Regions from separate parts of the Homo sapiens genome. Here region 1 is linked to region 2. Evidence: chromatin loops called from intact Hi-C (ENCODE). Cell type or tissue: sigmoid colon. All regions are shown on one strand. Links, peaks and the distances in the headings refer to the core of each region. The heading gives the core; the rest is flanking DNA. Region 1 has its middle 66 kb from the start of PART1. Region 2 has its middle 150 kb from the start of PART1.

Region 1 (5,389 bases), core at 57-5,056, 210 kb after region 2:
AATAGAATGATAGATACCAGAGGCTGGGAAAGGGCTGGGGGGATGAGGACAGATTGGTTAATGGGTACAAACATACAGTTATGTGGAAGAAATAAGTTCTAGTGTTTAATAGCACAATAGAGTGTCTATAGTTAACAAAAAATATATTGCATATTTCAAAATAGCTGAAAGAGAAGTTCTGAAATGTTCCAAACACAAAGAAATAAATGCTTGAGGTAATGGATTTTCTAAATATGCTGATTTGATCATTATATACTGTATGCATGTATCAAACTATCACATGTACCTGATACATAGCAATATTATGTATTAATAAAAATTAATAAATAATAAGTAATAAACTTTAAAAATAATGTCCTTTAGAAAAGTTCTAATTTTTTCCACAAAAATTGATAGTGTTAAAAAATTATAGCACCTCAAAAAAGACCTTTCACAAAATAGATGCTCAAAAAATTCATTGAATTTTTGCCAAATAATTATAATTGTAAAATTTTCCTTTTTACAAGGCTGTGAAGAAATTGGAATCCTCATGCCATACTTACTGGTGAGATTGTAAGATGATGCAGTCACTTTGCAAACAGTCTGGGAATTCCTCAAAATATTAAACATAGAGTCACCCTATGACCCAGTAATTCTATTTCTAGATATGTACCCAAAAGAAATGGAAACATAATGCCACACTAAAACTTGTTCACAAATGTTCATGGCAGCATTGTTCATAGTAGCCAAAAAGTGAAAACCATCCAAATATTCATCAAGTGATGAATGGATAAATAAAGATGTGGAATACACATACAATGGAATATTACTCAGCTATAAAAGGGAAAGACACTTACAAATGCTACATGATAAATGTGAAAGCATTATACTAAGTGAAAGAAGCCAGAGCCAGTCACAAAATACCACATATCGTATGATGCCATTTATAGGAAATGTCTAGAATAGACAAGTCTATGAGGACAGAAAGTTGTTTAGTGGTTGCCTAGGACTGAGGGTACAGGGTGGCAAGAGGGAGCTGCCAGGAATGCAACATGCTAATGAATATGAAGTTTCTTTTGGGGTTCTAACATGTTCTAGAATTAGATGGTGGTGATGTTTGCACAACTCTGTGGTTATACTAAATAAATGAACTGTACACTTTAAATATATCTAAATGTATGTAAATTATATCATAATGTCTGGGTTTTATTAATTGCCTTTTAAATGTGGCTTTAGTTCTGTCTGTATACTTCATGAAATGTATCAAAGTAATGCTAAAATAAAACCAATAATTAAACCCAATGAATCACAAAATCTTTATTTTAAAAAGTTTACCTGGCATTTTCTGTTTCATTTTATTAGCTCTTAATACAAATTGTTTTGAGAACATCTGAAAGGATAGTGGATGGTTTTTCTCGGATGTCTTATAATAGACTGTTACATCAGACTGCCTGAAGGGTAGGCCTTGATGAATGCAATGTAATGTGCAATAATTCTAATTCAGTGTTAAAGACAAGCTCATGCCACATAATAAGCAGGAAAATGTGGTGGGAAATGCCAAGGGCTGTCCTGGTTCCATGTCTAGAAACAAGTGCTAGAGCTTTGGAAGGCGTCCTCACCTCTCTGGGCTTCTCTCATCTATGAATGAGGCTGTTGAGGCAGAGGGTCTCAGAGCACCTTCGTGGCTCAAACATTCTGTGAGTGAGATTCTGTTATGTAGATGTTAATATTATCTTATAAGTCATAAGAGGAAAGGTAAATATAGGTGAGTTCTAAGCAAATTTTGCAAATGGAAATAAATCTTTGACATTGAATACTGAAGTATGATGGCTTTGAAGGCCATCAATTATGCCGAGGAGAACAGTCTCTCAGTGGTCAGGAGTGCTACCATTTTTCAGGGAACAAGATAAATAGATATATATTTTTTTTACTATCGCCTTTAAAATCAAGACTTTTGAATGAGTTTATAAAATTATAATTACCGTTATTAACTATATTTACTGCCACTTTTCCTAAGAATAGTAACCATTCCTTTAAAAATAAATAAATAAAAGTTTCTACAGTTATTCCTGCTTGAAAAAAAAAGCAGGCACTAAAAAAACACCCAGGCAATTTGGAAATAATTAAATCCTTTATATAGTTTTCTTTCATATTACTCATGTATTCTCTTTCTTTCTGAGGATGTTGCAAAGCATTTCACTTCTGGAAAAATGCAGAAAAATGCAACTCATTTTTCTTTCTCATGTTTCTCTTGGTGTGCAATAAAAGAGTCCTCACCAGAGTTTTCCATTATACCTCCAAATATATAAGCTAAATCTCATTCTAACTGCTACTTACATTAGCTAATTTCACATTTAAATCATGTTGATGACCTCTTATCAAGGTTTTAAAAACTGCTTAAGCAATTTTTGTTTTCTTCAATGGATTGTATGCACTTAAGAATTTTTAAAACTTAATCTTAGTTCTTCAAATTTCATATTTATTTGACTAGGTATGTAAAATGATCAGGTACTCAGTGAATTAAAATCCTCTACCTGAAAAATAAAAAGGAAACTAGAGATTTAGCCTTTAAGAAATAGAAAAATTAATATAAAATGAATAAAATTATAAATATAATTATATATTCTTACAAATTAAGGTAAAATGGGGCTGGATGTGGTGGCTCATATCTGTAATTCCAGCACTTTGGGAAGCCAAGGGGGGCAGATCACTTGAGGTCAGGAGTTTGAGACCAGCCTGGTCAACATGGCAAAACCCATCTCTACTAAAAATACAAAAATTACCTGGACATGGTAGCGTGTGCCTGTAACCCCAGCTACTCAGGAGGCTGAGGCAGGGTAATTGCTTGAACCCGGGAGGTGGAGGTTGTGGTGAGCCAAGATTGTGCTACTGCACTCCAGCCTGGAAGACAGAGTAAGACTCTGTCTAAAATAAATAAATAAATAAATAAATAAATAAATAAATAAAATAAGATAAAATGAATATGAAGTACATACAGAATATTTGATACAGATATAGAATATTAGATACTATTACATAAAGACACAGAATGATAGATACAAAATGGACATTTATTTAAAAATTTTAAAAGTGACAATAAAATGCAAACTTTTAAAAGGTGATAAAGATGACAAACACTGCAAGATCTTTAGAAAAATAAAATATTGTGTTAATTAGCTGTCTGACACATTTTTAGAATACTTCATTTCTATAGGTTTAGCTGACTACTCTTTGGTTGTCTTGTCACACGACAATGATTTTTTTCCAAAATATCTAATTAAGAAGTATCTCTTTTTTCTATTGTAAGTTCTGTTTGATTCTCAGTAAATATTATGGAGTAATGATTTGGAAAAAAGTCATTAAACACTGTTGAATGAAATATGGCTCATAACAAAAGATGACAGTACTTACCAAAATAAATAATGTGGTAGAAATGCAGCTGTGTTGGCCCTCCTGCCCACCCCCCCGTTGACTGTGTGCAAATTAAGTTCTTCTTCACTGCCATGCACATCTTCTCACTCCTTTTTCACCCCCTGTTTGAAAGGACCCTGGTTCTCATAAACATCTTGATGTCTTCTGTCTTCATTTTTATTAACCATATTTTTTGGTTGTCTTGATTCTTTTTCCTATCTTCATGATTTTGAGCATCAGTTTTTAGTTTATATTGCCACACAGTAAGAGAGTTTTTGATATTTTGAAGCTTCTGCTAGCCTTCTTTCTTTCCATGTTTGTTTTTGGCTTTCCCTAGAGATACTTCTTTTGTATCTACAGTTTGTGGCATAGTGAATAATTCTTAAATATATAACATATTAGATATATATGTGTATATCATATATGTATCATAAATAACATAAGATATAATTAATATGAAATCAAAGCATACACAAGGACAGGAGTTAGCAAACGCTTTTGTAAAGGATCAGATAGTAAATATTTTTGACATTGGGGGTCTTATATTACAGTCTTTTTTTTTTTCTTTTTTTTGGAGATAGGATCTCACTTTGTCACTCAGGCTGGAGTGCAGTGGCATGATCTCAGTTCACTGCAGCCTTACTTGACCTCCCAGGCTCAGGTCATCCTCCCACCTCAGCCTCCCCAGTAGCTGGGACTACAGGTTCACACCACCACTCCCGGCTAATTTTTGTACTTTTTGTAGAAACAGGGTTTCACCATGTGGCCCAGGCTGGTCACTAACACCTGGGCTAAAGTAATCCACCCACTTGAGCCCAAGAGTTAGTGACCAGTTAGTGATCCACCTTGGCCTCCCAAAGTGCTGGGATTATGGTATGAGACATTGTGCCTGGCCACAGTCTTTTTTTCAACTACTCAACTCTGCTTTTCTAGAACAAAAGCAGTGATAAACAGTAAGTTAATAAATGGGTAGGACTGTGTTCAAATGTAATTTTTTACAAATAAAACAGTAGGCTGGATTTGGTTTCCAGGTCAGAATTTGCTAACCCTCACCCATGAGAAATGCAAATGCATTTAAAAGTGATACTTTACTGTGTTAAGCTACAGACTTACTCATATTAATTACTCTTAGCTACTCTTGTAATAACTATTTTACTGCATATATTGACTTATTGGTGAATTTTATGAATCGGGTCACTTGAACACTTTCTTTGGTTGTTTTATCACATTGCTGGAAATAATGTTTGCCATTTCATCTGGAAACACAGGATTTTAGCAGGACACAGTGCCTCTGAAATGCTAAAACATAATCTGATATATAGGAAAGCATAAAACATATGACTTCACACATACATACACACACACACAGAAAGAGAGACGGAGATGTAGGCATATTGTTTCTATTATGACAGCATGTTTCAGCCCTACATGGAAATTCAGATATATTCTATTTTATACATGTTCCAGCAAAAAAGAAAAAAATGGTATAGTGAATTTGTAGCTCATATTAGGCATCATCAAACATGTTGACGACAGGAAAGAATTTCAAATTTGAGTAGAAATCAATGAAAACAATTTTACAAGCTTGAAAATTGGAATTGCTTTCCCCCAGACTGACTTCTGGCTATCTACATTTCAAACTTTGCTACACTGCAGGGTGCAGGACAGTGGGTGCAGTGCACCGAGTGTGAGCTGAAGCAGGGTGAGGCATCGCCTCACCTGCGAAGCACAAGGGGTCAGGGAATTCCCTTTCCTAGCCAAGCGAAGCTGTGACAGACGGCACCTGGAAAATCAGGTCACTCCGACTCTAATACTGCACTTTTCCAATGGTCTTAGCAAACGGCATATCAGGAGATTATATCCCGTGCCTGGCTCGGAGAGTCCCACGCCCACGGAGCCTCGCTCATTGCTAGCACAGCAGTCTGAGATCGAACTGCAAGGCAGCAGCAAGGTTGGGGGAGGGGCGCCCCACCATTGCTGAGGCTTGAGTAGGTAAACA
Region 2 (5,389 bases), core at 184-5,183:
CATAGATCAGTTGTTTCCAGGAGCTGAAGATGTGGGGAGACACTGGCTATAAGAAGGAGGGAGAGCTTTTGAGGGGAGGTGATCAAACTGTTCTATACATTAATTCTGGTGGTATACACATGACTATATGCATCTGTCAAAACTTATAGAACTCTACAATAAAAGGGATGGATTTTACTGTAAATAAATAATACCTAAATAAACCAGACTTTTTTAAGTGGAAAATAAATGTACACTACTCGGTATCAGACGGCCCTCACACATTTCAGACACCATTTTATTCCTCCCTTAGTATCACCAGAGTAAATGCCTCACAACAGCTATTCTATTTTTTTCATTCTCCATAGGTTCACAATTCCAACACCACATCTCTCCCTGCAAACAGATTTGTTCAGTCACGCAACCAGAGTGTAATCTTAGCTGGATCTGGAACTATAAAGATGAAAATAGAGTTCCTACCAAAAAACATTCCTCATGGGCTAGTAGGCAAACAGAAACAAATAATAATAAAAAAAAAGACATACAATGTAAAAAAAATCTGTATAATGGGCAATTATAAGATGTTGTACTGTACAGAGGAATAGTAAACAGTAAAGTCTCTTCAATAACTCAGGAAAAGTTAAAAATGCTGGAGTTCAGCCTTCAAAGCAGGGAGTTATATAGGTAGATAAAGGAAGGTGAGTAGCCGGAGAAAAAAGGCAGACGATCAGCTGCACAGGTGGGTCAGCACAAACGATGAAAGCCGTTGACACTCAGGTGCTGTGGGAATTCTTGCTTGCCGTAACAGAAACCGGCCTTGGCTAGCTGGAGGAGAAAAAAGTAGACTCCATTGGAAGGACATGCAGGTTCAGACTCAGTAGAAGTCTTCATCACTAAGGACAGAAAATGAGCAAAAACCCAGGCGCGCAAGATGCCAAGGAGCAAGAATCACGACCACTATCCTGTAGCAAGAATTACAGCCAGGACACTGCTGCTGCCGCCGCCACTGAAAGCCAATGGGCGCCACCACTGACACCAACAATAAGTTCTAACAGCCTCTTGACCTTTAACCCATTCGCTCTAGAGTCAGAGTCCCAGCCTGAGTCACATGGCTATCTATGAGCAGTGCCAGGGGCTGCCAGAATGCACAGGGAGGTAAGGACAGCCTCTTTCCAAGGTTCCATACACACGACATGTCCATGTGACTCGCCCGGAGGTCCCTTAGTAGCCGTCTCTTTGGCAGATCCACCTTCGAGGTATGGAAGTGCTTGTGTTCAAGGAACTCTTAGTTTACTTAATAATGGCCCAAAGTGCAGGAGTGGGGATGCTGGCAATTTGAATATCCCTAAAGTGCTTCCTTTAAGCTAAAAGGTGAAAGTTTGAACCTAATAAGGAAAGAACAAAAATTATATGCTGAGGTTGCCCCTTCCCAAAATAGGAGAGGGGCCTGAATCCCTAGCACCATTAGTATCCAGGGGCTCTATACGACAGTCCCCCATTATCTGCAGGGCATATGTTCCAGGACCCCCAGTGTAGGCCTGAAACTGCACTGATAGTACCAAACCTAATTGCGGTCAATCAGAACACATTTCTGTTTATGTCTTCCGCCCACAAATTCAATGCCTTTTTTATCTTAGCTAAGCACTTATTGCACACTGTGGCCATAACCTTTGCAGATCAAGGTGCAACAGCAAAACTGGCATGAATTTCTTTTTCCCTCTTCACATCTTCATGGATAGAAGATTCATTTTTAGCATAAACCTTGGCAACCTCAGCATATAATTTTTGTTTTTTTCCTTATTAGGTTCAAACTTTCACCTTTTAGCTTAAAGGAAGCACTTTAGGGATATTCAAATTGCCAGCATCCCCACTCCTGCACTTTGGGCCATTATTAAGTAAACTAAGAGTTCCTTGAACACAAGCACTTCCATACCTCGAAGGTGGATCTGCTAATGAGACGGCTACTAAGGGACCTCCAGGCGAGTCACATGGACAGCATGGACATGCTGGACAAAGGGATGCTACACACCCCAGGCAGGATGGCATGAAATTTCATCACACTACTCAGAACAGAATGCAAATTAAAACTTACGAATTGTGTATCTCTTAAATGTTCCACTCAATATTTTCGGACACGGTTGACTGCAGGTAACCGAAACCACAAAAAGCCAAACTTGAAATAAAGGGTGCCTCCGGTAATATGGCCTGTCTGGTCTTTCTAACCTGGATTTTCCCCACTGGAAAGAAAATCTCTTCTCCAACTCTGTGGGTCTCATACTAGCACGCTTTCGGGACGTCACATTTTAGGCTGAGTAATATTCTCTGTGTGTCTTCTGGCTCATCCTTCCAACTCGACATGTGCTTTCTGGAAGCAGTTATTTCACGGCAGCCATGTGTCTTTCTATTCCCCCTTGTGCTCAGCACACTGCCTTCCACAAACTAGCTGCCTAATGCATGTCTGTGTTCTGCATGGATGTGTTCCGAGGCAACTCAGCATGTGCAGTTGGAAATGTGCCGCTTTTATTTGGCAGAGTCAAATCTCCTCCAAACCAGACCCTTTTATTTCAGCTCACAGAAGATCCCTGCCCTAAAGGCCTCTGCCTTGAACCAAACCTCAATAAGCCAGATTATAAACCAGCCAAAACCACCGGAGATTATGTCAATGTGCATGTGGCTTTGGAGCGCCTAAAAACTGGCACAAAGCATCAGGGAGGCTGCCAGTGAGCTCTCTGAAGAAAGCAAAACAGGGATCCGGGCCCACGGCGCGATGTTCAGGGAATCCCTGCTTACAGCGCCTTTTCAGACATTGCATAAGCTACAGAAAAGCAAAATCTGTGAATTATCTGTCTTTTAACAAGCCAAAAGAACCTGTACAGCATCCTATTTTTTTTTTTTTATCTAGGGAAAAGAAACAATAAGTTTCACTAGGCTGAGGAAGAAAAGGGATTACATTTGTGGAGTGGATAGTCTTCTCATCCCATTTAAACACAGAAATATTTAAAGAGATTGTAATGGGAATTTTATCTCAGGCCTCAGATGTTACCCTGGTATAATAGTTTCTCCTTTCATCCATGACTAGGACATGGTGATGCCACAATCCTCCCACATCTCCAAGAAATCATAATAGCCTTCTTTCCTGACAAAGTTGTTGAAGAGGAATAGAAGAGAACACAGACTCATTATGTCCCTTCACAAAGCAGTCACATCATTTAAAAAAAAAAAAAAAAAAACCACAAGTACTCTCATTTGCGGCCAAGTTCAGGCCTTAAATAAAATTTACAGAATAAAGTGGCTATTTAAGTGGAGTTTTATTAATATTCCAGCAAAAGAGATATAATGAAAAAGCTACAAAGTTCAGAGAAGAGTTTAAACAATCCAATTACATATAAAGACAAATAATAATAATATGGATTTTCAAGGACATTGTCCTCAGAAAGGGGCATAAACACAAATATCAGCCTTTGTTCCTCTGTATGTAATAGAAAAAAGAAAAAATAATTTCCCAGTCTTCCATTTCTATGAGTTTTTATTCGGAACTTCTGTTATCTCTCAGTAAGTAAATGTAAGAGTATTCTCTAGAGAGCTGTTTTATTATACAACAAGTACACCATAAAGAGCCATGCTGGCCAAAAGTAATGCAAAATGGAAGTCGAGTCAGACTTCCCTTTCACTATGATTTGCCATCCAGTGAGTCAGAGCAATATCTTGAAACTGTTCTGAATGAAAAATGTTTGGTTTTTTTTTCTTCTGTTGAATTAATGTTCATGCTTCAAAGAACAGTAGAAACTACAAAACTCTAGAGCCACAGAGATCATTAAACCCCTATTGCATTACAGGAGAGTCAACTTGGTTTAAAGTAGTCAAGTGGCCTACCCAAGGCATGGCACAGAGCCCAGGCAGGCATCCAGGCCTCCTCTCTCTATCCCTGGGCTCCTCCTGCTGCTCTCCAGTTTTCTATCCATGCCACGGTGACTGTGACCATGCCCTTTCACAGAAGTGGCCACAGGCAGATTCTGAAGCACCTTTGTGTAGAGCCTGAGAGCAGGTTACAGTGGTCAGTTCATGCTAACCCAGAAGTGGAGCTGGAGGGGTAAGGAAGAGCTATGGTCACCACTCCCCAGGTGTGTGACTCAAATCTGAATATCAGGATTAAAATTCCTGAAAGATTGTAGACAAGCCAAATGCCAAGTCCATTTAAAGACTCCAAACACAGCACCTTTCATACTTACTACCTTGTTAATACTTAAAACCAAGAGAAGAAGCCCATACACAGAGCGTTTCCCAAGCAAAAACACTGTGTTGCTATTACCCTGCCTTTAAAAGGGCACCATCCAAGGCCAAAATTAACCTCAAAGAGTGTAGAGCCACATAAGGATGTACAAAACTCAGAACTATGCACCAGATTGAAAATGTAGTAATTATAGGATGCTGGAGTTAGCTTGCCAACCAAACACAGACCCATCAGCCCTCCACCCCACCACTGTCTAATCAACATGAATTTACAGGCAAAGAAGAGCAATAAGCAATCCACTCACTTAAGTTAAGGAGAGAAGACTCCATGAGGCTTAACTTCTGCAAACCTCTTGCAAAGCAAATGCAAGAGAAACAGTTTCAAACTATAAAATGTTTGCTTCCTTGGAACAAGTAAAGGACGAATGTCATTTTCAATCTCTGCTTGAGAGTGACACAGGACATGGTCAGAACTCTGTGATCATGGAAGACAGAGAAGAATAAGTGAGATGACTTGATACTTGTTAGGCAGTCTGCTTTATAATCAAAAGGCTCATTTCTTTTTTCTAGAGATTGGTTTTCTCAGCTGTAAAAGGGGAGACTGAACCAGATGCTCTTTAAAATCATCTCCTGCTTTGACCATTTTTTTGCATTTACTTCTTTCCCTTTACGCTTTATTGTTTAACATTTACAATAAGATGTCAACATTACCATGTATTAATAGTAGTGGAAGGTGCGAGCTCAGTCCAGCAGCATGATTTTGTGACCGTGGGGGAGGTTTATAACCTCTGCGTCAGTATCTTAGTCTTTAAAGTGAAGCACCTGTCTCATAGGGTTGTTACAAGTTCCTATATCACATCAAATGAGAGAATGAAACCAAAGTGCTGGGAACAATAACTGACGTGGAGGAAAGCTCAAAAACTCTTAGCCATTATTATCTTTTATTATTACTTAGTTGGGATCTGGTCTTAAAGGTGAAGAATACAGAACCAGAGAAAACAAGACAATGTTTAACTCCTTGAGATCAATAAATGTTATTTCTGAGAATAGGATAATCGGAAAACCAATGAAAAAAAAAAGACTGACAATATTCCAAAACTTAGAAAAGCTGCTATTTTTCATACTGGTAAAAGTCTCTCAGAAGAGAAATTCCCAAGGGCTCAGCAAAATGCTACAATAA

The links. Hi-C counts contacts between places; a loop is a spot of excess contacts. Peaks named below come from ENCODE experiments on the same cell type or tissue, not always from the same donor. Only the 100,000 strongest peaks of a DNase experiment are listed, where the experiment ranks them.
Region 1: it touches region 2 in a loop (4-fold over the local background); 1 of 110 quality-filtered maps calls a loop at or near these places.

What each region holds. Positions count from the first base shown.
Region 1 is chr5:60,550,561-60,555,949 of GRCh38, forward strand. No RefSeq gene overlaps it. Among named protein-coding and RNA genes, the nearest start is that of PART1, 66 kb to the left of the region's middle. In sigmoid colon, for the core only: no CTCF peak of the experiment used is centred there; no DNase peak of the experiment used is centred there.
Region 2 is chr5:60,337,418-60,342,806 of GRCh38, forward strand. It overlaps a transcript of PDE4D not described here. Among named protein-coding and RNA genes, the nearest start is that of PART1, 150 kb to the right of the region's middle. In sigmoid colon, for the core only: no CTCF peak of the experiment used is centred there; a DNase peak (open chromatin) is centred at 2,704.